Regions from separate parts of the Homo sapiens genome. Here all the other regions are linked to region 5. A link is a loop called in an ENCODE intact Hi-C map of the cell type or tissue named here. Cell type or tissue: dorsolateral prefrontal cortex. All regions are shown on one strand. Each heading gives the region's core, and the rest is flanking DNA. Links, peaks and the distances in the headings are about the cores only.

Region 1 (5,504 bases), core at 1-4,000, 340 kb before region 5:
CCTCTTTTCATGGGTCTTTTTAAGACATTGAAAATGAGAGTATAAAAGAGTGACTGTTTAATGAAATATTATGGTGAATCAGGTGGGATTTGCAGACTTCTACCTAAGTAGAAGTCTTTTAGCTGTTGTATTAGTGTGTTTTTCAGGCTGCTGATAAAATGTACCCGAGATTGGGCAATTTAAAAAAGAAAGAAGTTTGTTGGACTTACAGTTCCACATGGCTGGAGAGGCCTCACAATCATGGTGGAAGGCAAGGAGAAGCAAGTCACATCTTACATGGATAGCAACAGGCAAAAAGAGAGCTTGTGCACGGAAACTCCCCTTTTAAAACCATCAGATCTCATGAGACTCATTCACTATCATGAGAACAGCACAGGAAAGATTTCCCCCTCCCCATAATTCAATCAACTCCCACTGGGTTCCTCCCATGACATGTGGGAATTGTGGGAGTTACAATTCAAGATGAGATTTGGGTGGGGACACAGCCAAAACATATCAGCTGTTATCTTGAATTAATTATCATGAGGATAATCTCCTTTGTTTACTTTTAAATTCTAGTGATTTTACTAGAATTTCTAAGATAGCCTATGTTTATCCCTGGAAGCAGTTCCTGAGAAGTTAAAAGAACTCTATCCTGCAGGTAGTTTTTATATTTACAGCACTTTCATATTTGTAGAAGAAAATTTGAAGAGAATAAATAGCCAGATGTCTGTTTTGTGTTTTAAAAGCCTTAGTCTCACTAAGGCTTTTAAAATGGCAAATGCTATATAGGTTGTAAAACTTCTTACACAGCATTCCCTATAATTTATCATTTTAAAAGCTTCACTTCAGACTCTAAAGCATCTTAAGTTGACAGGACTATGTATGAAAAATATTTAGGAAACTTTGTTGTGTTCTTTGTATTTGTTTGTTTGAAGACCATGGTTCCAGATTTAAATCAGCTTCAAGCTGTGGAAAATGCAACAGGAATCAGAGAGAGAAGAACACACGTAGGCATCTGTGTTCTTCAAATTAAGTACTTAGCAATAGAATGTATTTTTATATATTTTGATGGTGAAAAAATATTCCTGCCATTTGTTTGAATATCTTATAAATACAGAGTTTAGTCCTTCATTTTCTCAATTGGTATATACCCTAGAGTCCATATATTTCCTGGTAGATACCATTCACCTAATTTAGAGAGTACAGACTGATAGATATAACATAAATTATTGTGCTTGTCAGTTGTGGATTGGCAATGACCATATAGACTTAGCAAGGAAGGTGTTTCTTTATACAGATGCTCCTTGACTTGCAATGGGGTTATGTCCTGTTAAACCCATTGTAAGTTGAAAATATCAAGTTGAAAATTCATTTAATACACCTAACTTACAAAACATCATAGCTTAGCCTAGCCTCCTTAAACATTTTCAGATAACTTACGTTAGCCTACAGTTGGGCAAAATTATCTAACAGAAAGTCTATTTTATAAAAAAAAAAAGTGTTGAAAAGATCAACATTCAAAGTACAGTTTCTACTGAATGTGCATCATTTTCACACCATCATAAAGTCAAACAATTGTAAGCCAAACCATCATAAGTCAGGGACTGTCTGTATTTGTTACGCATAAAATTTGAAAACAAAAAAAACCCCTCCATATTTCTGTTGTCTTTGGTAAGAAATACATCAAAAGAATAAATAATTACATCTTTGATTTTAGGTTTATATTCCTGGAACATTGCCAATATCTATTTTAGGTGGCCACTGGAGGGCAGTATCTCTCTGTGATTTTTCTCTGTCCCTTAGATGGGAACTGGCCTTTGTTTTTAGGTCCTTTAGTAATCTAAAGTTTGCTTCATCTGTTTTCAAAAATGCTTCCAAGAATAAATAAATAAAGACAGAGTGCCTAGAAAATGGATAATTATTGTGTATATTGCATGATTTTACTCCCAGCTACCAGTATGAAAGCTGTGTTTACTAACAAGAAAATTTACCTTTGTTAAGTTTTCCATAATGATAGTTATAAAATCCATGTAAAATATGTCTTGGTGCAGTACGTATAAATAAATATACTTTCCACAGAGTGGTATAATTTTTCAACATTGCTTTTTTAAGAAGCCTTATTAAAAAGTAGTAGACATAAATTCCATGGATGTTGATTTTCTTTTTGTCATTAACTCTAATTAAGACACATTTCCTTGATTAAAATCCATTTTAAATATCATCTTGTTATTCAGAATGCTTGAATAGAAAGGAAACTTTTAATTACTGGATACACTTTCCAAAGTTTATAATCCATTTTGAATTATGAAAAACTGGATAAATACTTACTCAGTCCATAAGAAATCAACTCATTTTGACCTCTTCCTCTAGAAATGAATTCCTAAATGAACATTACTTTCCCATACTCCAAATGAAAACACCACTTTCTTTCTTACCTCTTGTTCATATTCACTAGGTAGTCTAATTGTCCTTAAAACTCCTTTTATATCTGAAGGGTTTCAGGAATTCACTGAGATTGGTAGACATGTGTAGGAATTCCTCTACCTCTGGTGTCAAATTGTATATCCTCAAAGTGTAGGTTCTAGTACATATTTTCTGTTTATATATATGTTGCTGTTATTATTTCATGTAATTGCACTTATAGATCCATGTAGGACACATATCATAGATATTTGGATTTTGTTAATGAGAATGTAACAAGGGCGAGAAATTTTGAACAGGGACAAGATGGGTAGATTCTCTTTTCCTTATTTCGCCCACATCTATCTATTGTTTACTCTTCACTCAAGAAACAGTCATTATTGAGCACTTCAATATGTTAATGGGATACAAAGATATCTCTTTTGTCTGTGCCAATGAGCACAGACAAAAAAGAAATAAAGAACACCAGAAAGTATGTTCCCTTTACCCACAGGATTGGGAAAGAGACTGAGATGACTTTGAATACAGAAACCTTTTAGACAATAACCACCATACCCCAGGCAAACAGTATAGGAAAAAAACAAACAAACCGTAGTCCCTCATGTACCAGCCAAGGCTAAGTGAGGAACCTAGACCTCTATCCTCTCACATCTGTAAGGGGACACCCTTCTCCTTCCATCCTCTGCTAGGGTGGTATCAGAGAAGCCTGAATAGGGAGCCTGGATTTTCCACCACTGCCCAAAGAAAATGAGGCTTGCCCTCATAGTGTGTGAAGCCACATGTCAAGTACTAATGAGACACCCCTTCTCTCTCTGATCTAGAGTATGTTAGCACAGGCTTAGTGGGAGCCTAAACTCCTACCTCCTCCAAGTAGTAACTGACCCTCCTACCCTGTGTCACCGGAGACTGAGTAGGAAACCTGGACTTTTAGCCCCATCTGACATCAATGAAGTGACTACCCCATACTCTTCACCCACTGGTAGATAGTCAGGAGGAGGCCTGCTAAAAATGCTAGATTTAAATATGATCCAGAATATAATAACATAAAACTTAAAATGTCCAGGATACAAATGGAACTCAGGTATCACACCAAGAACCAGGAAAATCTTAACCTGAATGAGAAAAGATAATCAAAGATACAAAAACCAAAATAATGCAGATCTTGGAATTATCTGACAAAGATATTTAAGCAGCCACCATAAAAATGGTTCAAGAAGCACATACTAACACACTTGAAACACATAAAAACGGAAGCAGCAAAGAAATAGAAGATACAAAGAATTAAATGAAAATTTTGGAACATAAAAACACAGTAAGTAAAGTCAAAAGCTGGATAGACTCCATGGATTCCACAGCAGATTCAAGAGGACAAAGAGAAAAAAATCAGTAAACTTGAAGATAGAATAGAAATTACGCAAATTGAACAACAGAGATAAAACTCACCGAAAAATATATATCAGTCTTATGGACATGTGAGACTATAGCAGATCTAATATTCATGTTGTTAAAGTCAAGAAGGAAAAGACAAAGAGGGTGGGGCTGAAAAAGTATTCATAGAATTAATAGCCGAAATGTTCCCAAATTTGCCAAACAACATAAACATACAGATTCAAGCTGAGAAAACCCTAAATGGGATAAACCCAAAGAAATCCATGCCAAGATATATTACAAACTGAAAACTGCAGGCCAAAGGAAAAAAAAAAAACATTGAAAGTGGTGAGATACAAGACACCTTATGTATAAGGAAAAATAAAACAATTTGAATGACATCATCATCAGAAATTACCTAGCAAAAGAAAGTGACACAATATTTTCAAATGCTGAACGAGCACTGTCAACTGAGAATCCTATATCCGGTGAAAATATCCTTCAATAATAAAAGGGAATTAAGATATGCTCAGATGAAGGAAAACTAAGGGGATTTGTCAACAGCATATCTATCCTAAAGGAAGTTTCTGAAACAGGAAGGAAGGAAATAATAAAAGAAGGAAACCTGGAACATCAGAAAGAAAAAAGCACAGTACAAGTAAAAGTATAGGGTCACATCCAGGATATCACACATTTATTTATTGTGTTTCCTCATTCTCTTAACTGTGACAATTTTTTGGTCTTTCCTTGAATTTGCATTTTTAATAAGCTCCCTAGGTGGTTTTCAGGTGGTAGAATTCGAGACCCATTGCTGCTAAATTCAGAGGCAGATCCAGGCATTTCACTGACCCATAAACTCTTTAAGAAGCATGTTGACTGGGGGAACTTTCCCTTACTTGAGTAGTAGCTTGAACTTTGCTTCCCAAGTCATGCTGGTCAGGGACCCAGCAAAAAAAAACAAACAACAAAAAAAAGAAGGCAGCACACTTGGGGAATTCTGGAGAGAATTTAACAAAACTACCCCTTCATAGAGGTGTAGTCAGGGTTACGGTAACAAATAGGGGATGCTAAAGGAACCAAGAACTAGCACTAGCAAGACTTGAAAAGTTTTACTCTTCATGGGAATGAAAGGGAATAGGAATTCATCCAGCAGCAGCAGTAGTCAGAGATACATAGTTATGAAGAATGCAGCCCTGCCAGAACCACAATGCCCTAAAGCGTGGAGGAAATACAGGAAGACATACCCAAAGCTTTACCTCCTCCTACTCTATATATGCTGGTGCCTCACATTGGTAGAACTGAAATGGAAGTGGCCAAGGGATAAGGAACTGAATGCTAGAGTCCCAGGTCACAGTGGAGGACTGTGGTGGAGAATGAATGGATTTGGGGGTGAGGTAAAGTGGGAATAACTAGCACTGTTTTAAGCAAAATGCCAGAGAAATAACCTGATTACTGTCCTTGGGTTAAAAAGCCAAAACAAGGGCTGAGCGTGGTGGCTCATGCCTGTAATCCCAGCACTTTGGGAGGCCGAGGTGGGCGGATCACAAGGTCAAGAGATCAAACCATCCTGGCCAACGTGGTGAAACCCCGTCTGTAGTAAAAGTACAAAAATTAGCTGGGCATGGTGGCATATGCCTGTAGTCCCAGCCACTCTGAAGGCTGAGGCAGGAGAATTGCTTGAACCTGGGAGGCAGAGGTTGCAGTGAGCCAAGATCGTGCCACTGCTCTCCAGC
Region 2 (5,547 bases), core at 642-4,641, 220 kb before region 5:
AGCAAGTTAGCTGGGGCAATGTCACGATTGACCATGGAAAAATATTAGATGAAAAGGTGCCACAGATAGGGAAGAAAAGGCCAAGGCCATTGTGATGAAAACATTGGGGTGGAAAAAGAAATTGAATTTGTCTAGAGCTGCATAGATAGTGCCAGGGCTGGGAAAAACCAAGAAGAAAATAAAATCTGTCCTTGAGTCCCTCCCAATTTCCCTTTCCCCTTGACTCTTCTAGGACTCCCAGCTGGCCAAGCATAACCATAACCATAACAGGTTAGAAAATAGGTTAGGTAAAATAATTCATATTAAAGTATTCATGACAATTTGAATCCACTTCCCAAGGGCACAAACTTTTTAATTTCCAATTTAATAAGGGTCACTACCAGAGGCCTTCATCCAAAGAAATCATCTCTAGGTGAAATTTCAGGCATCGAAGAAAATAAGTGGGTGTGAGTAGAAGGATGTAGGAATGGGGTGGGGACAGGAGGCAGAGGAGCTCTTCTTGTATCCAGAACATAGAGGGGAGAAAAGTCCCTCCTCCGTGTAGGCCAAGACCACACCCAAACATTTCCTGAGAACCTGCTATGTCTGTGTCTCAGGATATAGCACCTTGGTCCTGAGGGCTATGGGGTCATGCCCAGAGAAGCACGGGATATGGGTCATATTACTGAGGTGAGGGGAAAATGTTATTGTGGCAATGACTAGTTTTAAACAGTCCTAGTCAATGATGTGTTATACCTATGAAGCTTTTGGTATGTTCTCAATAGGCTCCTTAGATTTTTATATTAGCCAAATGGCATACCAATTATCTCTCAGTGCCTTTTAAAATAAATCACTGTCACTCCTCTGAAAGTAAAAACATGATCTTATGCAATCAGAACTCCTTGGGGAGTGTCCAAAGACAAGGCACCAGGCTCTCCCCAGCATTTAACCACGAAACCTCTACAGAAAAAAAAAAAAAAAAAAAAAAAAAAGTCCACGTGAAATCTGGAGCTAAGTGTCTCCATTTTGAACCTGCCGTGCCTGTGACTGACCGAGGATTTGGCCACACCAGGCTCCTGAGAATCGGGGCCAGAAAGCACTTAGTACTTTAAGCACAGCAAAGGGAGGAGAGCAGTACCTGTGCACCTGGAGCAGGAAGTCCAGGCCTCATCTTCGGCCTGCAGATGCACACTTTGGCACACCTCTCTCCCCTTCTCTCAGGCCTTTAGAAAAGCAACATTGCAGCACAGGTTACCAAGCAATCTTATAAACAGAATGTGGGTCCAAATGAGTATTTTACATTGCTTCTTCTAAAGTCAATCCTGTTTTTTTTTTTAAGTGACTCCACTTAAGTCTGCTCAAAACTGGACACTAAAGGAGCAGCACAGCAAAAGAGAGAAACAAAAGAATGTGGAAAACAAGAGGGCCTAGGAAGCACTGTAAACCTTATCCCTCCCTCACCAAGTCATTGTGATAGTGGCAGGACTTGGAAGCCAAAAGCAAAACATTTATTTGCTTTTTAGGGAATTTTAGCAAACAGCTCCCCAGTTAGTTAAGCCTTCTACATCAAACTCATAACATTTTTTAAATGTAGTTGAGGATACAACTTTACACATGCCTTTTTCCTGAAAAGATGTTTAGAGTGGCTTCTACAAAGGTCCCAGAAGTAAACATCATGAATTAGCCTAGAGAAAGAATGCTAGATGAAGTACATATTCATATATATATATGTATATATAAATTACATACAGTATTAGCAAAATACACTACCTGTTAATTTTTAACAAATATAGTATAATATTAGGAAAACATTAAGGAAGGGATGTCAAAAATTAAAACTATAGCATATAAATATCTTTAAAAAAATACTGTGCTTGCTGGTACGCTCCTTCATTCACACTCCTTCATTCCATGTTTGAAGGGTGTTAGTTGCCCTAATCAACAGCTTTAACCATAGGACTAGGTGACTCATTCGTCCCATAGTCACATCTCTGTAGTCAGAAGACAAACATGACAAAGGGCATGCACAAAAAGTTTACTCTGATATGCCTTAAAAATCTGTAGACAAGAGAGGGCCAAGATAAGTTTAGCCTGTTTACCACATGCTGGAATTCAGCTCATTTCACATCTATCTTCTATTGCTGTAAATGTATATAGTGTGCACTCCATGAAAACTGACACCAATGTTGGCAAAATACAACAAAGCTTCCTAACACATCAAATGGATTTTTAAAAATCTGAGCTCCAAGAACACATATCTTGGAGCACTGAGCTCCTGCAAGCAATCAGCTGGTTTTAATTTCTCTCCCGCAGCTGCTAAAATGCTGGTTTCAACCTGTAAAGATTTCTGGGCCCCACCAGTCAGCACGTCTCACGGTCTTCACAGCCCCAGATTCCGGGAGACAATGCATCTAAAACGAACAGCGGCTGGGAACGGTGGAGGATACCTTCACGATAGTTGCTTCCAGAGAAAGGCATGCAAGTCTAATTTTAATGGTAAGAATCACTTACTCTGTTACAGTGGTGCTGCTGAAGGAATTATCCTGAAGGCTGAAACAGAAACAAGAAAACATCAGCCAAGTCTGGCCGGGGAGCCGTCTCCCTGATTGCTCTCCGGGAGTTAGAGCACATACACAAACATGGCATTGCAAGGCAAGTCTCCGGGCTCGCCCGGCACGCTCGCTCTACCTTGGGCTGCTGTCTGCACATGCTCGTAACGACACCCCCAGCAGGGGCCCAGCGGCACGGGCGAACCACAAAGCCCGGCAGCCCGCGAGGCTGCGGGGACAGAGCTGGGCGGGGCGCGGCGGCGGGGCTGGGACCCCGGGATCCAGCGAGGAGCACCTGGAGAGTTACCACACGACCCCGACCTCGCCAGCCCAGGCGCCGCGTTTAATCTTGGGCTCTTTGTGCCAGCCACCCCCCGAGGCTGGCAATGAGAATGCCCCAGTGTTTCTGCCGAAGTGCTGAAATACCCGGGAGACTTGCTTTCTTCCACATGTCTCCTACCAATTTTACAGAGCTCACCCCAACCCCCCACACTCCCACCCCACCCCCAGGGATGGAGGCTCGCAGAGATTCATCCATCGTTCAGAAAAAGTCAGGAGAGAACAAGAAGGGGGAGGGGGATATTGCTGCTGTTTGGTGTTTTATTTTGTGTGTGTGTTTTTTGTTGCCTAGGAAAAAGAATAGGCTCTAAAGCAGGGCTGGCTGCATCACACCTGATCTGTCTAGAGCGCTCTTATTTCAGTCCCAGAGAGGAAGCGCCCAGCCCCGGACTACAGAGCTGTGAATGAACCCACGCAGGGCGAGTGGAGAATTTATTCCAGGGGTTAGCTGGTGATTAGGACACCGTGCAAGGGGTGGGGCTTGCTATGCCTAGAGCAGCCCGCTTGAGCTCAGCTCCCTAGCTAGCACCTTTACAAAGGATGGAGAGACGGAATCCGCAAACGCTATCCCTTTGAATAAAGGCAGCCTTGTTAGGGAAAGGAAAGACTGTCAGTCCCCCCACTGGCTTCTTTCCCTTGGGGATATTTGTTCTGCCCTCTTTGTATTGTTCATTTCTCCTGCCATGTTGACCTGGATATGGGATGTAGCATCTATTAAAGATTCTTATTTGAATTTGAATTATTTTATTTGAATTTTGAAATAAGATTCCCATCCCCCTTTTTAATCTTTCTACTCCCAGAAGCAGCTAGGATAGTGGTTTTTAGTCCAAACCTATGTAAGTTAATGAGTTAACATAACAACAAAAAACTCATAATTTTTCTAATTGGGCAATTAAAAACTTTACCAAAACTTGGAAATAATGGGGAAGAGCATGACCTTTCAATGTCAAACTGAGACATCGGTTAACAAGTCCACCCAGGGGCCAGTTAATTCTCCAGTTGTGTTTGGCTTTGCTCTTCACTATTGATTAGATTCCAGCCACAGTGAAGTTCTGTGGTCACTTGCACATTTTATTCAGCCTGTTCAGAGAAAAAGATAATCGCAGCGTTTATGATTTTATTGCAATATAGGAAGATAACCAATTTTGCATCTAACCAAATAATCATTTTGCATCTAACCAAACTTTCTTTCTAAATACCTGTAAATCCACAGATCCTCAAAATGCTTTTGGAACCAGCTTCATCATCTTACAGTTTTCCCCATTAATAAGTGAATAGATCTCTGCTGCCTGCCTATGTTTGTATGAGAGTTGTATTTTAACTTTTTAAATTTATACCTTGAAAAATAAAAATTGAGTTTTCAAAGAAAAACAGGTTTCATTAAGGTTCTTTGCAATTTTGCTTTCCTCTCTCCAAATATTTTTAAAATCAGCTAAATAAAAACCTAATATGGTCTTAGACTGAATTCTATGGACTAAAATAAGTTCAGGAATATTAATCCTTTGTATGTATAACTATACAGTACATATTTGTTCCGAAGCCACCTACTATTTCATTTGAGCTAGGTTCAGGAGTAAGAGACATCGCTGCTTCACTGTATTCATTATTTAGCCATTTCAAAGTGAGATCTGTTCTTTGTTTATTCAGACTGATGAAGGTAAGTCTATATTCAGCCTTCTGACTGACTTATGGTTTCATAGATTACATGGTTGTTAATTTCCCATATGGTTGTTAATTTCCAGAAACCCCTTGTACTCATTGACTATGGTGTTTATTCCAAGTGTTCCAGTGTGGAGAAAGATCACACTTTTCTCCTATAAATACTCCCAGTGATCCACTTGTAATGGAAATGTTCAATGCTTTTAATTTGAAATAGGACTTGGACATTTAATTAAGAACAACCTTAATTAAATGGTTGATTTTCTTATATACTGCCAAATACTGTTTTTTTTTCATTCTATGAAATGAATTGGGCCCTTTGAAAATAAAATGAAATAACAAATGTACCCAATAAATGCAAGTATTCAATAATGTCCAAGGAAAAGAAATAAAAATTCTCAGCAACTCGTGAATAGGAAGGACCAAAATTAGGTTTTAGGCAGTACCCACATACAATGAAAACAACTGGTTGATACAGTTGATTATGGATAAAAACCAAAACATCCCTGAAAAAACATTATTTGGCAGTATATAACAAAATCAACCATTTTAATTTTTACTTCTCAATTAATTCTTATGACATTTGTTTTCATCTTAAATCAGGTTTAGAAATTGTCTTTGTAAGTGGCTTTTTAATTGGCTTTTATGATGTTTTGTACTGTTCAACTTGGAATAGGACAATACTGATGAATATCGTACAACATATGATTATTTTGGAGACCCTCAGCTTTACTAAAGAACAATTCCAGGAGGGTTTGAAAAGGGGAGCAGAAAAATTAATATTGAGTTTATGAAGAAGTAAGTTCTAGGCCAGTATTTCCCAAGTGGCAGTGAAATTCTAGTCTCCAGAAAATCCAGGAAAATGTTTTAAAAGTTACATGGTCAAAAATAAGTTTTGGAAAAGATGCATATTATAAATTCACAATGCACATTAGGTAGCAAAGAGAAGTTTTTCATCTGTTTTTAACAGTGTTCCTCAAATTCATTGAAGACCAAAATAATTTTTTGTTAAATATATCAT
Region 3 (4,000 bases), core at 1-4,000, 110 kb before region 5:
ATAATTAGCAGGAAAGGATGTTTACAAGGGTGCTGAGATCAGAGTTGACCTGATATGAATACATACATTCATATACACACACATACAGGACTGTGTCCAGGAGTGGCTCGTGCCATGAAAAGGTCTATACTGCTTATGACCTTATAGATTACCGGTTAACACTTGTTGTTTACTAAATCATAAAAAATGCCAAAAATGACTAGTAGTTATTAAGATATATTTGAAAGGGGGACATGGAGGAGCAGAGGAAAAGGAGAGCAGTCATGCTGTCTGTGCTTTTCACTTATAGATACTTTAGGAATATTTATTGAATGAAATAATTAAATGAGTAAAAATGATGGCAAGCATGATAATGGTAATATTACAGTAATAACCACATTAAAATGCAAGAGGTGAAAGACTGATAAGTAGCTTTCCATATGTCATCAAATTAAGCACACTCTTGTCTCCACATTGATATTTTGAAAAAGTACAAAACACACCAGCACTTCCCAAGGGGGAAAAATGTCTAACAAACAAACCAAAATACCAAGTCTTGAACCCTTGCCTCTGTCTTTGTTATTTTTGTCTGCTCACTTTTCCAAAACAAGTAACTACTGACATTCTCAGCCTTTATAAATTGGCCTGGAACTATTATTTCCACTGGTTGACCTTAACATGAATCAGAAGCAACCAAAACCTTTTGCTTTTGTTAATTACAGGTTTTGAACTGGTCAAAAACTTCATTTGAGGCAAGGCCAGGTGGTGGAAAGTCCGCGACCCAGACTTAAGTGAATCATCTGTCAAAAAAGGGAGAACATGCTTCTCCATCACAGTGACATTTAAGATAGGCTCATCTTCTAGTTAGGAAGTGCTTTGCACATGTGTTATGCAGAAATGAAGCAACTCCAACCAGATGACCTTCTGCTCTATTTGATTTCCTGGACAGCTGGAAAGGCTGAACCTTAAATGCGTGAATGAATGGATTGGGCCGTCTCTTAGTGAGGTCTCCAAACTTTTCCAAGCCAATGGAAGAGTAATGGTGGATACAGTGAATATACATCTTGAATTTCTAGGAAAATCTAACATTTTGACAAATCTATCATTATCCACAAAAGTATTCTCACACATAACATGAACTCTGACTTAGGGTTCAGAAAAAAATGGCCCATAAATTTATGGATCAAGTCTCTTACTGGACAGTAGCTTGTGATTATAGAAATGATGCAATAGAATTGTTAGCTTAGTTTAAATTTGTTATGTTGTTATAAACTAAGAAAAATTAATCTCGATTTAACCCACTCTGCTTCATGGACCAAATGTTACATCCCAAATGTCTTTGAATATAACTGACAATGGTCCAGGCCAAAGAACAATAGATAAAAGGAATACACTAACAAAAATAGTAAATGATAATGGAATTCTCTTCTTAATCAGATTTTCTGATTACCTAAGGATTAGGCAAATCAACTTTTGCAAAAATAAACTTTCTAAAATGTATGAGTCATCCTTAAGAGTACAAATCTGGTGAATGAAATTAAATCTGTTTTTATGGGCTCAGGGTCATTATTCTCTACTTTAATTTTTCAGGGGTCATTTCTGAAAGTAGATGGGCAGACAGTGCAAGCCATTGGGCTAATGCTGGCTTGGCTTTAAAACAGATTCCAAAAGGTATTTAGGTGAGTGAGTTAAAAAATTAGATATATGCCATAAATTATTTTGTTTTTAAAACTTTTCTCCCAGTTCTGTTTAAGATTGAAGGGTGCTATTTAATAAATCTGCCTATTTTCTCATTGCCCATCTTTTTCCTACCTGCTATTATTGGTAGATGAAGGTTTTGCTGCCATTTTTTTAGTCAGCTTCTCTGAATTCTAGATATTTCTTCTTATTCTCATTTGAATGCCTGACTGTATCTTTGTCTGGTGTTTGTGGGAGGTGTCTGTGAACCTTGAATAAGAAACACCATCTGTGGTTCACTTCCTTGGCATAAGAGTCCATTTGGAGAGCTTTTTTGCCATTTGAAATGAAACTGCTGTGCTGCCCTCTGGCTGCTTCTGATAAAATCTAACAGAACAAAAACCACCACCTTGTTCCCTATAGGTCTTTCTCAGTTTGGGATTTCATGATTGTATCACAGCCTAGTTAGATACTCACTAATCACATCAAGTTGTGATTTTATTTCTTTCTGAGGACTGCAGACACTTTGAAATAAATTGCCTTGACCCTACCACCTGTTAATGTCCTCTGTAAGACTGCATGTGCACACTTGTGGTAATTTTCCAGCCACTAAGCTTGAGTGTATCTCCTGACAGTTCAAATATGCTGCTATTTCCCATTTTCACATCCCTTTGTTTGATACCTGCAGATCAGGAAAGTACCAGGTGAAATGCTATTTTATTTCCTGTACATTTTGCAAAAGGTAGAAGATTTTTAATGGTCTATCTCTGCAAGTGTCCAGAGGGGGATAAATAACTCATGTTGCTACACTGAAAATTTAATTATGATAAACACATTATATCTCACCAATTAGCTTCACCTCAGATCAGAAGGAAACACATCTTTAGCTAGCCCATCAGACAGCAGAAGCAGTCTCTACTTTTACACTTCAAAATGCTGAAATTCCTTCCATCCTTTCCAAGATGATAACAATCTATCAAATTCACAAAATTTTAACAATAACTGTAGCTTAAATTTCTAGAGGACCATTTGTCATTGCCTCTTGTTTGAAGAAGTTTTCAAACACAAAAAAAATGAATGTTAAGAGACTTTCATGTTCAGTTCTGACAAGTAAGAGCTTAGAAATTGTCGCTCCGAACTTTAGAACAAGAAAAAAAAACGCTGAACAAACTGAAAATCAATAACTTTTCTTGGACCATCAGAAAATTGAAGTCGCAGGATAAACAGCCACTCTGAAATCTGGAGAGATGAGAATATGAAGAAACACAGCCAAGATTAGCTAGCCCAGAGCAGAAGTTACTGGAGTCATACATTAGTAGAACTACCTAAATAGTTATTTGGATAAATTGCTCTAGGCTGAATGTAGGCTAGCATGAGAATGAGAAAACCTGGGGACTCAAGTCTTAGGGAGGCCTACCCAACTTTCATAGATAGATTTTACCTCCAGGAACCTCACCAGGTTCCCACAATAAAGAGCCAAGAAAAAATCACCTCATATCTTTAGCAAGGGAAGGGGGAAAATGATCATTTTGAAATGTTTTCAGTGTGTTCTTCACAACAATTTGCTCTGCTCAAGTGAAAAAGACTTCAGCAGAACCTTATCTCATATAGGCAGAGGAGCAATACCCAATTCCAGATCTCTTTAGCCTTCTATCTCACTCGAGGAGCAAGAAGAGGGGAAAAAAAGAAGTTGTAGTGAAACTTACAGCCCACAAGACACAGGCCCACAAAAACTCAGCTAATCTTAAGATTACTGAATACGACCCCTTACTCACTCCTTAGCATCACTTCAATAGGGCCTCAGTATAAACATGGATTACCACTTAGACTGTTTTAAGAAGGAATTCTTGGAAAGCCCAAAGACAGCAATGGGGACAAAAAGAAGAACACTAAAGGATTTTGAAATTCATAGCACCTACAGCTACAACAGACATTATAAGCAACATAACTCATAGCTACAGCAGCATAAAACCTCACACTAAAAGTCTATTTCTCTCACTTGTTACTACAAGTTATATCGTGTTTGGCTTTCAACAAAAATTACCAGGAATGTAAAAATGAATTCTGAAGTGACAAAGCAAGTATCAGAACCAGATTCAGATATGATACAGATTTTGGAATTATAAGACCTGGAATCTAAAGTAACTTTGATTATTATATTAAGGGCTCTAATGGAAAAGGTGGGCAACCTGCAAGAACAGATGTGTAATGTAAAGAGAGAAATGGAAACTCTAAGAAAGAATCAAAAGGAAATGCTAGAAATAAAAAACACTGTAAGATAAATGAATAATGGCTTTGATGCACTTATGAGTAGAGTGGACACAGCTGAGGAAAAAATTCAGTG
Region 4 (4,000 bases), core at 1-4,000, 400 kb before region 5:
TCTTAACACCCATCCTACTTTTACTTTTTCAATATATATCTTTCTTGATAAATTTGAACTCCAAATTTTCAACACATAGCACAGTGTCCTGGACATAGGTGCTTCATAAATATTTGCATGAGTTTGAATTAAATGCATGTCGTATTTCTTACTTGAAAATCAGTAAATTGTTATTCTAGTTTACACAGTTCCTTTTTTTTGAGATTTATAAATTTGAGACTACTCTAAAAAATGAACCCACTGTTGGGCTTACAATACCAATTTCTAGTTCTACAGAGCCAGGCTTTCGAACACAGAAAATTCACCAGTAAGTACTTTCTTGTCATATCCTTTGACAGGTAATAATTTACCCTCTCCTTGGGGACACCCCTACCTTAAGACAAGAATTCTTTCAAACTTCAAAAACATCCATCTTCATTAATAAGTTCATAATGAAGACTTTTCACTTTAAGATGCCTAATTATCTTTCACAGATATTTATGAAATTTCAATTGTGCCAAGATTTTTCACAGGCTTATTTTACTTTAAGCTGGTCCTTCCATTTATTGAAGCTTCAATTAATTAGACTTCATCATGTTATAGCTAAATGGATGTGACTAGAAAGAGCAGCATACAGACATCTATGTGTAAACTGTTACTTGTTGGTTAACATTTATGTTTGAAATGGAAAATCAATAAAAGGGAACTTATATTAATTTATAAGCACATTAAGAAAAGAGGGGACACTATTTTTGATCCCAAGATAGCAACAAAACTAAAAACTTTTCCAAAGAAGCAAACGGGAACAGAGGTCAATAGGCTGTGACCTCTATTTTATGTTTAAAACGTTTGCACATCCACTAAGTGCACTGCAGAATCTTAAATGCAATTAAAATCAATGGGCATACAAGTTATAGAGTAGCTTGAGGAAGCACAAGTCAATCTTCATTAGCTATTGTAGCAAAGATTCCTTCCAAATCCATGGGAGCAGGTGCTGTTTATACTCCCTTCATTGACGCCCAGAACAATGGCATAGGGTGAGCATTGAATACTTATTTGCTACGCGCATGAATGAATGAAGCTACGCTGCGAAGGCAGACTGCGTGGCTGCTGGTCCCGTGGCTGCTGGCCCCGCAGCATGTCTGCCGCCTTTTCAGCAGGCTTGCTGCATCTCCTCATTCCCTCACCTTTCTGGCAGTAAGGAGTTCCCACGTTTGCCCCGCTTCAGTGTCGTGGACTGGCAAAATGCTGTCTCTAAACCCCTCCACGCCTCAGGTAATCCGCTCATTTCTCACACAGACGCAGCTGTTTCCGAGGAATGTCCGGCCGAGCCCGCAGGGTGCGGGCAGCGAGTATCCTGGGACCTTCAGGGGAGGAGGTGGCTCCCACACCCCAATACCGTACAGAGAGTCCGAAGAGTCCGGGCCCTTATTTTTCCAATTCTTGGTAAACAACAAACATGCTCGCCCTCGCCTCCCCGTGCAGACGCCTCAGGGCCAACTCGGGCTTCGCCAGGCACCGAGAGCAGACAGAAGACGCCAAATGGCTATCACCAGGAGAGAGGGCGAGGCAGCCGCGCGGCGTATAGCGCTCGCCCTTCCCGCGCGCTCGGTCGCCCGACGCCTCACGCGCGAGGTTGCCTTGGCAGTGGCTGGAGGGCAGGTGGGGGCGCGTGCGCGCAGAAGGGCGGGGGAGGGACCACCGCGCGCCAGCAGGTGGGCGCGTTCTCCCGCGCGCGTGCGCGCGTCGAAGCCCTATACATCACGTTCCCCGAGAGCAGCGTCCCCTCCCCGCCGGGAGCGCGCGCCTCCCATCCTCGCGCCGGGTCCTGCTCGGTCTCTCAGAGCCGCACACTCCGCGGAGCTCCTGCCACAGCCGTCGCCTTCGCGGCGGCTCTCCAGCCCCGCGCCTCAGCCTCGGCGCCGCATCACCGCGTCCCAGGCCTCCTTCCCTCCCTCTGCCACTCCCCCTCCCTTTCCCGCTCTTCTTGCCCACCCGGCCGGCAGAGAGAGCCTGGATACGAAGCAGGCGGGCTTCAGAGTGGGTTGGAAAAATGGAGGTGCCGCGCCTGGATCATGCCCTCAACAGCCCCACCAGCCCCTGTGAGGAGGTGATCAAAAACCTCAGCCTGGAGGCCATTCAGCTGTGCGACCGGGACGGTAAGAGCGGCCGGGACCGCGAGGAAAGGGACAGAGTTCGCGCCGAGGCGCCGGGGCCACTCTGGCTCCGCCGACGCCGCTCGCCAGGGCGGCAGGGTCTTTTGTTGTCCCCTCTGTGCAAATAAATGCAGATGTGGGTTACCCTCCGCCCACCGCCCTCCCCTCACCCCAGAAACAAAAGGACCCCGGGGCTCGCGCCTTGGCGCGGAAAGTAGCCGTCCACAACCGTGGCGCCCTTCGCCGCCTTCGCCCGCCTGGCCCGGACGAGGGCGACGTTCCCGCTCGCGGCTCCTGCCCCGACGAGGCGTTTCCGATCTTTGCCGCAGTCCGGATTTCCTGGGTCTCTGGGCACTGAAGGGGAAATGCCCTCGGGATGTTTCTAGCAACCCCCTTCCCCCAACACACACACACTAGTTGGCATTCTCTTCCAGAAACTTATCATTTTCTTTTTTAAACCTCCCATCCTCAGACTCCCCAAATTAACAAGTCTTTTTAGCCTCTTGGATTGGGATTAGGATGACAGTTTTTCAGTGAGGGCGCAGAAAAACAGTGCATTTCAGCACCAAGGACAGACACAATCTTCATGGTTCCTGGGCTCTGAGTCAGACTGTCGAAAATATTGGCCTAATATATGTGCTGTGATTCAGACTTTGTGGCGAGTACGTACCATTGCGTGTTGATATTATATCGTTTATTCTGTTGTTGAAGTTGGCAGGCTCCTGTGGAAGGAAATTGATTGAATACAGGTCTGAGCGTTGAAGACATAAGCTAGTGCTGTGTGCGGTGTGGTTAGTTACAGTGCTTCTGGGTTAGCTGGACTAGTTAGAGTCTGCTACTTTAGTAATGTGGTACAAAACTTCATTTGTAAAGAAATCATTTGATTAGTAATTGGTTGGCCGAATAATTGTAAAATTCTACATCTGACAAAGGAAACACAGTTCACATGTTGTTAAGAGGGCCCCAAATACTTTTGACTGTAAATGAAATTAATGTTTAACTGTATATAGAGGTAATGATTGTAAAACATGTCTTTAACCAAAGTTATGTACAGATACTAATACGCTCACAGTAAGGTCATAAAATTTATCAGCCTAATCCAAATAGGGAGCAGAGGTCTTGTTTCCAAAGTCATTTAAATGGTAATCACTTGGTTACGCATTGCTATTCAGCACGTTTATATCAAGCAAGCACCGAATTTGTTTATTACTAAATTTTATATTTATTAATATAAATTTATATTTAATAATTTTGAAACCAGAATTCAAACTTTTTGAAACCAAAACCACTTTAATTTCTGATACAGGTGTAGTATATGAATAAATAAATACGTTTGCAAAGACAGCTTGTATTTCCTTTATTCTTAGACTGTTTTAGTCACCATGGTAGTAAGTGCACATATTTATGGTATCTAAAAACATTTATCATTTTGGTATTCCATATGTAAGCTTGCATGATTATAGACTGTAAAGATTATTTTTAATAACGCATAGGAAGTCATTTGGATTTTAGTTTAGACTTTTATGAAATGACTTTTTGTAATGTAACCATTGCAAGTTGTAAATATTTTTATTTTCTTAGGGTTGAGAGAAACACAAGACTAATAAAAGTAGACTTCATTTTTATTTATTGCAATGATAAAGCAAAAGCTCATTCTTGTACTCAATGGAATTAGGCATTCATTGTTGCTCTTCAGAACCCAGTAATCTCAATACTTAAAACCGCATTTACCACGTGTTTCAAAGATATTAGGGAAAATTTAAACTTTTTAATGAAGTTCACAGAGTTAAGAGAGTGCAAAAAATAATGCTGTATTTACTGTGATCCCCTAGAGGAGTAGCTATTTTATTCTGGTATTATTTTTT
Region 5 (4,000 bases), core at 1-4,000:
TATATACGAAGTGATGTCACTTCTCAGTTCCTTAAATCTTTAGCCATAATGGCCAATGAGGTTGACTGTGTCCCTATTCATTCTATTTTAATATAAGATTGCCAAGAAGTAAGTTGGAAACATTCAGGAGGTATTTAACACTAAGCCAACTTAGGCCCTCAAAGAAATGATTAGAGTTTAAAAAACAAAAACCTAGTTGACCAGCTGCCTCCTCTCTTAAAAAAATACCTGAACTTCCCGAAATGGTGATCTTCACATGTTCCATGATGGGCACAAACATCGCCTGAACAGTTTGTTTCCATTTGTTTCAGAGATGTTTACAAATGCTCATTAAAACATTTTTAAGACATCTTCTTTAAAATACTTATCAGATTATTCCAACATCTGTGTTGTCTCAGTAGTGTCATCTGTTGATTTCCTTCTCTCATTCCAGTTGAGAGTTTCCTGGCTCTTGGTATGATGGGTGGTTTTTTATCCTATTCTGAACATTTGGGGTGTTACATTATGAGGCTCTAGATCTTATGTAAATTTTTTGTTTTAGCTGGCCTGTGCTGAAACTGGACTGGTGGTGGAAGCCGGGCACTAACTCTTTATCACTGGAAGGAAGTGGAAGTCCAGACTCCCCAGCAGCCTCCATTGGTACCACCATGGCAGGGAGCGGGGAGCTATTCATTACCAGCAGATGAGGGTTAGAAGTTCATGCTCCCTGGATAGTCTCCACTAAACTGAAGGAAGGCATTCAAGGAAGGGCAGCTCATCGCCACAGGGCGGAGGTAGAAATCCAGGCTGCCTACTTGACTTCCTGGGAGACCACCTCAGCATGGATGGAAAAGAGCACCTCATCACCTCCAGGTGAGGATGGAAGTCTAGGTTTTCAACCTATGCTTCTCAGCCTTTTCTACAAGGTAAAGGTATGACATGGATTCTTCCCTGGTATTTTGTTGGAGTAGATTATTTGTTGTCAAAATTTTAAAAAGAATATTGCATACATGATGTCCAGGAGTTTAGCTATAGTTAGTGATTAGTCCCTAACCAATCTACCTTCTTCTCTCCACCTTTCAGAGACTTTTTATGTTTGTTTTATGTATAATGTCTGGGTTTTTACCTGCATTTTATAGGAAGGCTAGGGAGAAATGCATTAAGTTCATTTGTCTAGAACTGGAAGTCCTACAGTTTGTCTGCTAAAATGTAAATTCCTGCCCACAACCCATCTAGGAAATTCTGTTTCCATTACATCAGCATGAAGCCCAGGAAACACTGAAGAAGTCAAGCACAGAAAAAAGGAAGAGGACACTGGTTAAGCTCCATAAATACAATAAACTGAATAATATGGTTATAAAAATGACCATAATAATAAGAATCTGTTTTCAAATGATTGTCACATTCCATTCTCTTTGGCCCTTATGCCATTTACAGAAGAACCCAAGGTAGTGATATGACTTCTCCAAAGTCACACTGATAATCAACAGAAGAAAACAGAATCCAATTTGATTTCTGGCTTTTTGTTTTTGGCCTGCCTTAGCTCTGGAATTCTTCTGTGTTTATAGTCAGCTTCAGCCCTCCAAATTTTGTTAGGACATTGGTTCTCAACCTAACCACATTACTAGGGATCTTTAAAAAATGCTTATACCTGAGACCACCCCACCCCTCACCCTCTCCTTCTCGGAAATTCCCATCTCGGGTCTAGGTTATGGCCGGAGCATCAGTATTTTACTTATTATCCCTAGATAATTTCAGTGTGCAGCCAAGAATGAGACCACTGTTTGTGTTTTTTTTTCTTCCTCAAGTAATTAATTGTAACCTTTCTCCTTTAAAGAAAAACACTAATTTTTTGCTAATAGCAATAAGGAGAAACAGCTGGAGCTAAAATATTGCGTCCAGGCCCCCTTTTGGCTAAGCCTTTGTCACAATTGTGTAGATGCTAAGCTGTCATGGCAAGTCATGTCTCAACAGCATTTAAGAGGATGAAAACATTCAGATGGCATTAAAAGAAGACACGGAAACAAGGGAGTGATAATGAATTGGCTCCCTAGTTTGCTACAAAGTGAATGTAGCTAGCCATCAAGACAGGGGTGGGAGTGACAGCAGCCAGAGCTGGATCACCTTTGCATCTTCCCATGTTTTCACTGGATGGATATTTCCACTGAGATTCCCAAATTAATATTTGTAAGTTATAAAAACAAGAAGACAGCAGCAATCAGGAGCACAATACTGACCCCAAGTGGAATAAAATCTAAACAGTACTTCAAGTCCCTGCAGAGGTGGGAGCTACAGGTTCTGATGGAAGAAAAACACCATCAGCTGGACAAAGCTGTTGAGTTTTAAAGATGCTTGGAAGAAACAAATGTGTTGATTTCTTTATCGGTAATAAGTTTTGATATAGAAGATAGTGAAGATAGTGGTGATTCATGAGGGACTATTTACTTTCAGGTGAATGTCCCACAAGTTAATTGTATACATAAATTTCTAATTATCAGTGTTTATGGGTATGCAGATAAGGTTAATAATCTTAAGGTAAATATAATCTGAAGCTTTTTCTGAAAAAAAAAAAAGCAAATTCTGAGAAAACTCTCAATAATCTTACCTAAGTGGAAATTAAATATATATATAATATATATATAATATATACTCTATATATATATAGTAATTTGGCTTCTCAAAGCTTTGAAACTCATCTCTGGGTTCAGTGTTTATGAGTAGATATTGAAGAGCAGAGAAAGGCAAGTGCTCTGAAAGAGAAGATGGGATTAGGGGTTACTAAGACAAATATTGAAGGCTGCAAGCCCAACTCGGGGGCTTTTCCATCTCCTTCTTTGGTTACCCAAATGTGTTCACTTACCTGAGTGTGTTAAGAGGGGGATGGAAATTGTGGAGGAGACTTAGAAAGTAATTAAATAAACTTGTAACATCACTCTAGAAGGCTCTCTCTTGTTCTCTGCATCAGGTTTAGCTCAGCCTATGGCTTTGTGCCCATCTCTTGGGAAACACTCTATGGCCAATGAACTCCCCAAAAATCCTTCTGGTGAAAGATGCTGTCTTTATTTGTTACCTTAAGGCCTCTTGAGTCCACAATATGGGGGGCAGGGGTGGAGAACCTCAGCCATAATAGACTATCAATGAAGAGGATGTCAACCAGTATTATTTGCAGAAATACAAAAGGCATACAGGTTAAAATAGGTGTGACTAAGGCCCTCAATGAGAATAGATTGTTGCTATGCACTCTCCTCATCCAGAAGTTAAATATCTTCATCAGTCTTGATCAAAAATGTAACATATTATTTTTAAAAGGACAAAGTTTTCTACAAAATACATGAAACAAAACCAGAAACTAGATTGGAAAATATTGTCTCTTCCAACACTCTGCCAAGTCTCTGCCCCAGACCAGTGACATATGAATCTCTGGGGAGCTGGGACAATGTCTCCCAAGTGTTCTTGATGATGAGAATTGCCTGGGTCCTTGCTACATCTAGAAACTCCCAGTCCCCCAGGCCATATCTCAGACCCAGTGTTGAATCTCCAGGGCTTGGGAGTCTGTACATTTCACATTGCCCAGCTGGTCCAGAGCGGGAGGTAGACCTTTACAAAATAATTATATAAATATATGGTGCTGTGACAAAAAGTGAATAAGGAGCTATGTGAGCACCTAACTTAGGCTGAGGAATCCAGAAGACTTCTCAGGAAAAGCCCCTTTTGAATGCTGATGTAAAGATGAGTAAGAGTTAATTAGGTATGGTGAGGGCAAGGGGAGAAGGTAAATGTATATTTCAAGGATACAGGAAAAAGTGTGAGCAGGCTCTGGGAGCTTAGAGTCTAATAGCAGAAGTAGAACATGTACTCCAAACACTGGGAAACAGGGTCATATATTTTAAGTGCCATGGGGTAGGAAAAAATACAAAATGCAATAAAAATCTGGAGTCAGAATTGTGATTGGGAAAGTGCGGGGGTGGGACTGTAGAAGGACTCAGAGAATTTCTGTCCTCAGAGATGTAGACTTTCCGAG
Region 6 (5,547 bases), core at 1,048-5,047, 340 kb before region 5:
AATGGGAAAAATATAATTTGAGCAAAGGTTTTCGCTTATAATAACAGTAACATTTTTTCTCTCGAATTTTAACAATCAGAATGAAAAAATCCAAAAAACAAAGTATTATGTTCTGTGAAATAATCATTTGTGACTTTAAGGTTGAAGAAGATAACGATAGTGGAAGTTTAAATGCAAAAAATATTAATAGTATCTTAGATAGTGTTACTATATTGAAGTTGTGTTTCCATTAAATTGAATCAAATGCAAAATAGCTTTATTTTTATCTACATGATCCTAAATAACAATTGTAACTATTTTTTTTCACTCAGTTGTGAAATTATGTGGACATAGTTATAATGCAGATGATTTCTACAAAAATTCTACTATCAGAGTTCAGAAAGTTTTTCGTTACTATTACTGATGTTTAAAGACAAGTGGGACAGATTAATGGGTTGAAATGTGAGCTTTTCAAAATAGTACAAAATTACTAATTGCTATTGTTTGAGTGTTTTTTGCCTTTCCTTTTCCCAAGGCCATTATAAGGATTTCACTTGATTTCTTCCCTGTTCTTAACTTTTGAAAAGCTTTAAGCTAGAAGTAATTTGGGGATTCTATGCGACCTGATGGGGAGGAAAGTAAAGGTGAAGTAGTTTTTCCAGGAGTTTTGTGGAGAGGAAATGTGGAGAAATGGGACTGTGAAGAAAGTACATAGGAGAAGAAAAAAGGATTTTTAAAAGTATTGTTCAAGAAATAAAATCAAATAACTTATTTTAAAATTAGTTTTTGATTGCCTTTGAGTTCCTCTGGCTACAACGCAGCTTCAGATGAGACAACATGGGTCAAAGATTTAATGAAGTTGGGAACTGTCAAAAAGTTTGTATCAATGACTGTCATGGAAATGTAGGGGAGGAGAAAACAATCTAATCTGGAAATGGAAGGTATTACCACAAGGTGAACATTCACTGTTGTTTTTTTGTTGAATAACATTTTATTATGTTAAGGAACGAGTTAAGTAATTGATTTATGGCCTAACATTTTTTCTTATTTGAATAACATTTTTTTTTTCTCTCTTGAGGCATTGAACATTATGTTGGCCTGGGGAAAGGGAATGTAGAAAAAAATGGGGTAAAATTTGATTCTAATATGTCTTTCCTATATGTAAAACAAACTTGACATGTTTGTATTTTCTTTTTGTCCTATGATCCATCAAATCCTGCTCTATACTGTTAGCCAAATTGTTAGCATTTTCCCTAAGTGGAAGTGTAATCTTTAAAGTAACTAGTTGTCATATAAATTCTTCAAGATTTTAATATCAGTCACTATGGCAGTCATCTTTTTTCTTTTAGCCTTATTTGTTATTTCAGCTCTCAAAATTAAATTCATCAAGGTTCCACAGATAAAACATTTCTAGAGTTATCCTTAACATAGTAACTTGTAAGTGAACGGTCTTCAGTATTATTTGTATATGTAGTAAAACCATTACATGCTGTTTCTCTATATAATGCTTCCAAAATGAAAGAGGAGGGGGAATTTTTATAGACTGTCACTGCTAGGTCATGGACTTTTAAAGAAATGTTTCCTTCATTTGGATGGGCCCTTTCATTATCAACATGTCTATGAAATTATCTGGCTTAAAACACCTGATACTACTTTAGAGCAAAATTGATTGGTCATGTAGAAAAATAGGCTCTTGAGGTTTTTTAGAGGGAACCTAACCATATAAAACTAACATGTCATAGATTAGAAAGATAGAGTGTCAGTGTTTTTGTGTTCACTCTGTGAAAACAAATTGGAAACATAAATGGAAAAAGTAAAGATGATAAGGAGTAAGTCATCTCTACTTTTTATTGGTAATAAATCCATTAATTGGAAATAAATTGGAAAATCCATTAATTGGAAATTAACTTCCTGTGCATTGTTTTCTTGCAGGGAACAAATCACAAGACAGTGGCATAGCAGAGATGGAAGAACTTCCTGTACCACATAACATCAAAATAAGCAATATAACGTGTGACTCATTCAAGATTTCATGGGAAATGGATTCAAAATCAAAGGATCGCATTACACACTATTTTATTGACCTCAACAAGAAAGAGAACAAGAACTCCAATAAATTTAAACACAAGGTAAAATCTAACAAATACTCATGCTAATTTGCATCTTAAAACTTTCTAAGTATGAGGACATTTTAAAAGAACGAATAATATTCTATTAATGGCTTATGTGATGTATTTGACTTGGGAAAAAATAAAGATTATATGTAACTCTAAAACCCTATCATTCTAATAAGTTTTGTAAGAAAATGAAATGCCATGCTTTTTGTTAGAAGATAATTTTCAAAAAAAGGTAAAATCATGACTATCATCTAGATGTAAAAATTAGTTTACCTTAAAGATTTTATTTAACTTATTAACGAGGAAACCGATGAGGTGTTATAACCAGTTCAAAGGGAAATCCAAAGAAAAGACTCATTTGTAGATACAGGTGTAAACTGGTATGGAAGTCCTGATGGGAGGGGTGAAGAGGAGGGTTGTCCTCCACTGAACATAATTTATTTGTATGTATTTAGACAAGAAGAACTGAATTGTTACTAGTTTCTACAAATTACAGAATTGTAAAATGGCTTCCATAACACAGACAGATGGCCAGAAGAGGGTGCTATGTGCAATGCATAGTTTTCCACTGAAGCACACTTTTTTTTCTATAACTGCCAAACAAGGAATCTGATGCAGTTTATAAACTTCAAGGTATTTTAAAAACACTTTAGGGCTAAAAATTGCTTTAAGTAGTCTGCTGTCTTTTGCCTTTTGTTTTTTGTTTTGATAATGAAATTTTTTTGTCTTTTGCTTTTTAGTTTTGAGAATGAAAATTATTAACTTTTAAATGTTTTTAGATATATAACACTTCTCTGATATTTATTCACATATCATATATCTTTTCTGATATATCTCTCTTTCCAGAAGTATCTATAGAGAAATTAACAGTTATCTGCTTTAAGCATTCTTTCTTATGTTGCAGTGTTTTCACTGATGATGAAAATCTGGTCTATTTTTTAATATTGATATTAAGTTTTAACTTGGTAGATACTTTGGAACTTTCTTACCTTACCTAGAAATATTGCTTTTATTAGATGTGCGATTATACATACTAAAGATAAGTGAGGATCATACATACTACAGATAAGTGTGAAAGAGGGAGCAAGATTGAGCAGTCATTATTTTTTCTGAGTTCCAGTTCTGATTATGCTTTCAGTGATGGATATTCTCTTTGCTGACATTTGCCTTGTTGATATAGCTTTGAAATCTTAAATTTCAAACATTAAATGATGAATTGTTTGAGATTTGACCCTTTTTCTTCACTCTCCACTTGGAATACCATATCCTTGAAATGTAGTGAATATTCAACTAGCAGATTTAATTAATCACTTTACTAAGCATTTTTTAGAAATACGTAAACTTTTCTGTGACACATAGACTCTATATTTGAATGAAAGTGAAGCAAAAATTCATATTTTTAGTGTTTTCTCCTTTAACCTGTAAAATATCAAGTAATGGGCAGCTTTAGTGAAATTATTGGGTAGTATAAGTTAACCAAATATAATATTTTTAATACTATTGAACTTTATCTTTTATGTCTCTGTTTTTTAAAGTTTTGTCATTTAGTATGAGAATGTTGCATTTTGAGGAGCATATAGTATACAGAAAAGAACACCATATTAGAAATCAAGAAAACTGGAATCCAAGTACATTTATGTTATTAACAAGCTGTATGACCTCGAACTTGTCTCTTGATAAAGTTGGGCCTTAGTTTTTGCATATAGCAAATAAGAGATTTAAATATAATAATTGTTAAGTATCTTTAAGCAGAAAAATTCTATTGTCAGTCAGGAACTTAATAAGTTATTCTCCATTGTTTACAGTTGATTAAAGTTATACTACTAAATTAACTTCCTCCTTTTCCCTCCTTCCTTCCCTCCCTCCTTCCCTTCTTCCTTCCCTCCTTCTCCCTTCCCTCCTTCCTCCCTTCTCCCTTTTCTTCTTTCTTCACTTCCTTCGTCCCTCTCTGTCTCCCCTCATTTTTCTCTCTCTCTTCCTTCTTTCATTCCTAGGATGTTCCCACAAAATTGGTGGCAAAAGCTGTTCCCTTGCCTATGACTGTCCGTGGACACTGGTTTTTAAGCCCAAGAACTGAATATACAGTAGCAGTGCAGACTGCCTCAAAACAAGTTGATGGTGATTATGTTGTGTCTGAATGGAGTGAAATTATAGAATTCTGCACCGCAGGTAAGAGAACTAGGTACAAATATAGAAAAGCTTTAGTTGTTCTGGGAAAGCTAATTATAGAAAAATATTTCTTTTTTGTAATTATAAAGTGATATATGTGACATTGGTCATTTTTTGCGTTGTCAGTAGCATTGTGTAACAGAATAAACAATGTTGTATTGATTGGAGGAAGCTGAAGTTCTCAGTAGAAAAATCTGAGTAATGGCTTCAAATCATTTTTTTCTATATCCATAGTTTGATTTCTTCAAGATGAAAGCTATGCAAATAAAAAGGTATGCAGTTTGAAAATATACTCAGCATAATTTTTTAGCTTCATTTTGAGAGACAGAGCTTTTTTCTCCTTTTTTTTTTTTTTCCTTTTTCATTTTCACCAGTACTGAAAGACAGAAACTAGGAAAATCCTTCTCTATTTCAGGTGAATGGAGGCAGATCTCAGTGACTGTCCCTAGCAGAAATGTTACTAGATTTTTCACTGGAGTACTAGAAGACCTTAAGAAAATCTGCATCTAAACTAGTGTCCTGTATACATATGTGTGTCTTTGCTTCACTCGAAAGTACCTCAAAGCCATTGTTTTGGGAGGTTTGATGTGGAACTGAACCTTAATATTCCATTAGATTGGAAACATTACCATTCATCTCACTCATATATTTATTGTTTACTTGTTCATTCAAGAAACAGTCATTTATTGAGCACTTCAGTGTTAATGGGATACCATATCTCTACCTGAGTACTCCTGTCATCCTTTCCTTTTGTCTTTTAGAAAGAAACTTTGTTTCCTCCTGTTCATCAAGATGACTGTTTCCTATAAAAAACTATAGACAGAGGCTGAATCTACAAGAAACTTAAGCTGTTCAAAGCTCTTGTTTATCAGAATAATTTAGACTTTTCACATAAGCTTTGTCAATAACCTTGACTCTAAGTTTTGATAAAGCTATTTTGTGTAAGTTGACTTTTAATCTGAACATCGAATTCATTCAAAACTAATTAAGCCCATACTGTGAGCTAGGCACTGTACAATGTATTGGAAATAAAATAAAATAGAATGCCACAGGCTAATCTACTTCTTTTCTAGCCTATGACAGGGTTTAAAACCCTGTGCTTATCCCAATCTTAAAATGCTAATACTTACCATAATAAATCATTATTGTACATATATTTATCTCTTCTCTTAGATTGTCAGTTCTTTGCAAGGAATAATAATATATTTTTTATCTTTTAACTTGATCATCTAATTTTGCATAGTACCTTTTACATCATATGTTCTAATCTCAGTACCTGTTT

The links. A loop is a pair of places that touch in the nucleus more often than their neighbours do. Peaks named below come from ENCODE experiments on the same cell type or tissue, not always from the same donor. Only the 100,000 strongest peaks of a DNase experiment are listed, where the experiment ranks them.
Region 1: a loop joins it to region 5, with 6 times the contacts of the local background. A loop is called at or near these places in 72 of 110 quality-filtered maps.
Region 2: a loop joins it to region 5, with 2.4 times the contacts of the local background. A loop is called at or near these places in 10 of 110 quality-filtered maps.
Region 3: a loop joins it to region 5, with 2.5 times the contacts of the local background. A loop is called at or near these places in 7 of 110 quality-filtered maps.
Region 4: a loop joins it to region 5, with 2.2 times the contacts of the local background. A loop is called at or near these places in 2 of 110 quality-filtered maps.
Region 6: a loop joins it to region 5, with 5 times the contacts of the local background. A loop is called at or near these places in 71 of 110 quality-filtered maps.

What each region holds. Positions count from the first base shown.
Region 1 is chr10:59,239,033-59,244,536 of GRCh38, forward strand. All of the region lies in intron 4 of PHYHIPL (phytanoyl-CoA 2-hydroxylase interacting protein like), which reads left to right. Among named protein-coding and RNA genes, the nearest start is that of PHYHIPL, 65 kb to the left of the region's middle. In dorsolateral prefrontal cortex, for the core only: CTCF peaks have their summits at 1,742 (motif pointing right) and 1,944; no DNase peak of the experiment used is centred there; H3K27ac peaks cover 4,000 bases.
Region 2 is chr10:59,359,909-59,365,455 of GRCh38, forward strand. It overlaps FAM13C (family with sequence similarity 13 member C), which reads right to left and starts at 2,641. Exons shown (of 14, transcript NM_198215.4): 1 at 2,491-2,641. The coding sequence starts at 2,552. LOC124902428 (a long non-coding RNA gene) reads left to right here and starts at 1,991. Exons shown (of 2, transcript XR_007062148.1): 1 at 1,991-2,475; 2 at 3,160-3,606. In dorsolateral prefrontal cortex, for the core only: a CTCF peak has its summit at 2,694; DNase peaks (open chromatin) are centred at 1,061, 2,663 and 3,293; H3K4me3 peaks cover 3,939 bases; H3K27ac peaks cover 4,000 bases.
Region 3 is chr10:59,463,229-59,467,228 of GRCh38, forward strand. No RefSeq gene overlaps it. Among named protein-coding and RNA genes, the nearest start is that of FAM13C, 100 kb to the left of the region's middle. In dorsolateral prefrontal cortex, for the core only: a CTCF peak has its summit at 2,033; no DNase peak of the experiment used is centred there.
Region 4 is chr10:59,174,822-59,178,821 of GRCh38, forward strand. It overlaps PHYHIPL (phytanoyl-CoA 2-hydroxylase interacting protein like), which reads left to right and starts at 1,822. Exons shown (of 5, transcript NM_032439.4): 1 at 1,822-2,138. The coding sequence starts at 2,033. CCEPR (cervical carcinoma expressed PCNA regulatory lncRNA) reads right to left here and starts at 1,643. Exons shown (of 1, transcript NR_131782.1): 1 at 1-1,643. In dorsolateral prefrontal cortex, for the core only: no CTCF peak of the experiment used is centred there; DNase peaks (open chromatin) are centred at 1,120, 1,370, 1,640 and 2,400; H3K4me3 peaks cover 4,000 bases; H3K27ac peaks cover 3,542 bases.
Region 5 is chr10:59,578,225-59,582,224 of GRCh38, forward strand. LOC105378318 (a long non-coding RNA gene) reads left to right here and starts at 357. Exons shown (of 3, transcript XR_945990.3): 1 at 357-852. In dorsolateral prefrontal cortex, for the core only: CTCF peaks have their summits at 2,220 and 2,420; no DNase peak of the experiment used is centred there; H3K27ac peaks cover 1,747 bases.
Region 6 is chr10:59,232,393-59,237,939 of GRCh38, forward strand. It overlaps PHYHIPL (phytanoyl-CoA 2-hydroxylase interacting protein like), which reads left to right. Exons shown (of 5, transcript NM_032439.4): 2 at 1,912-2,108; 3 at 4,091-4,265. Among named protein-coding and RNA genes, the nearest start is that of PHYHIPL, 59 kb to the left of the region's middle. In dorsolateral prefrontal cortex, for the core only: CTCF peaks have their summits at 2,626 (motif pointing right) and 2,828; no DNase peak of the experiment used is centred there; H3K27ac peaks cover 4,000 bases.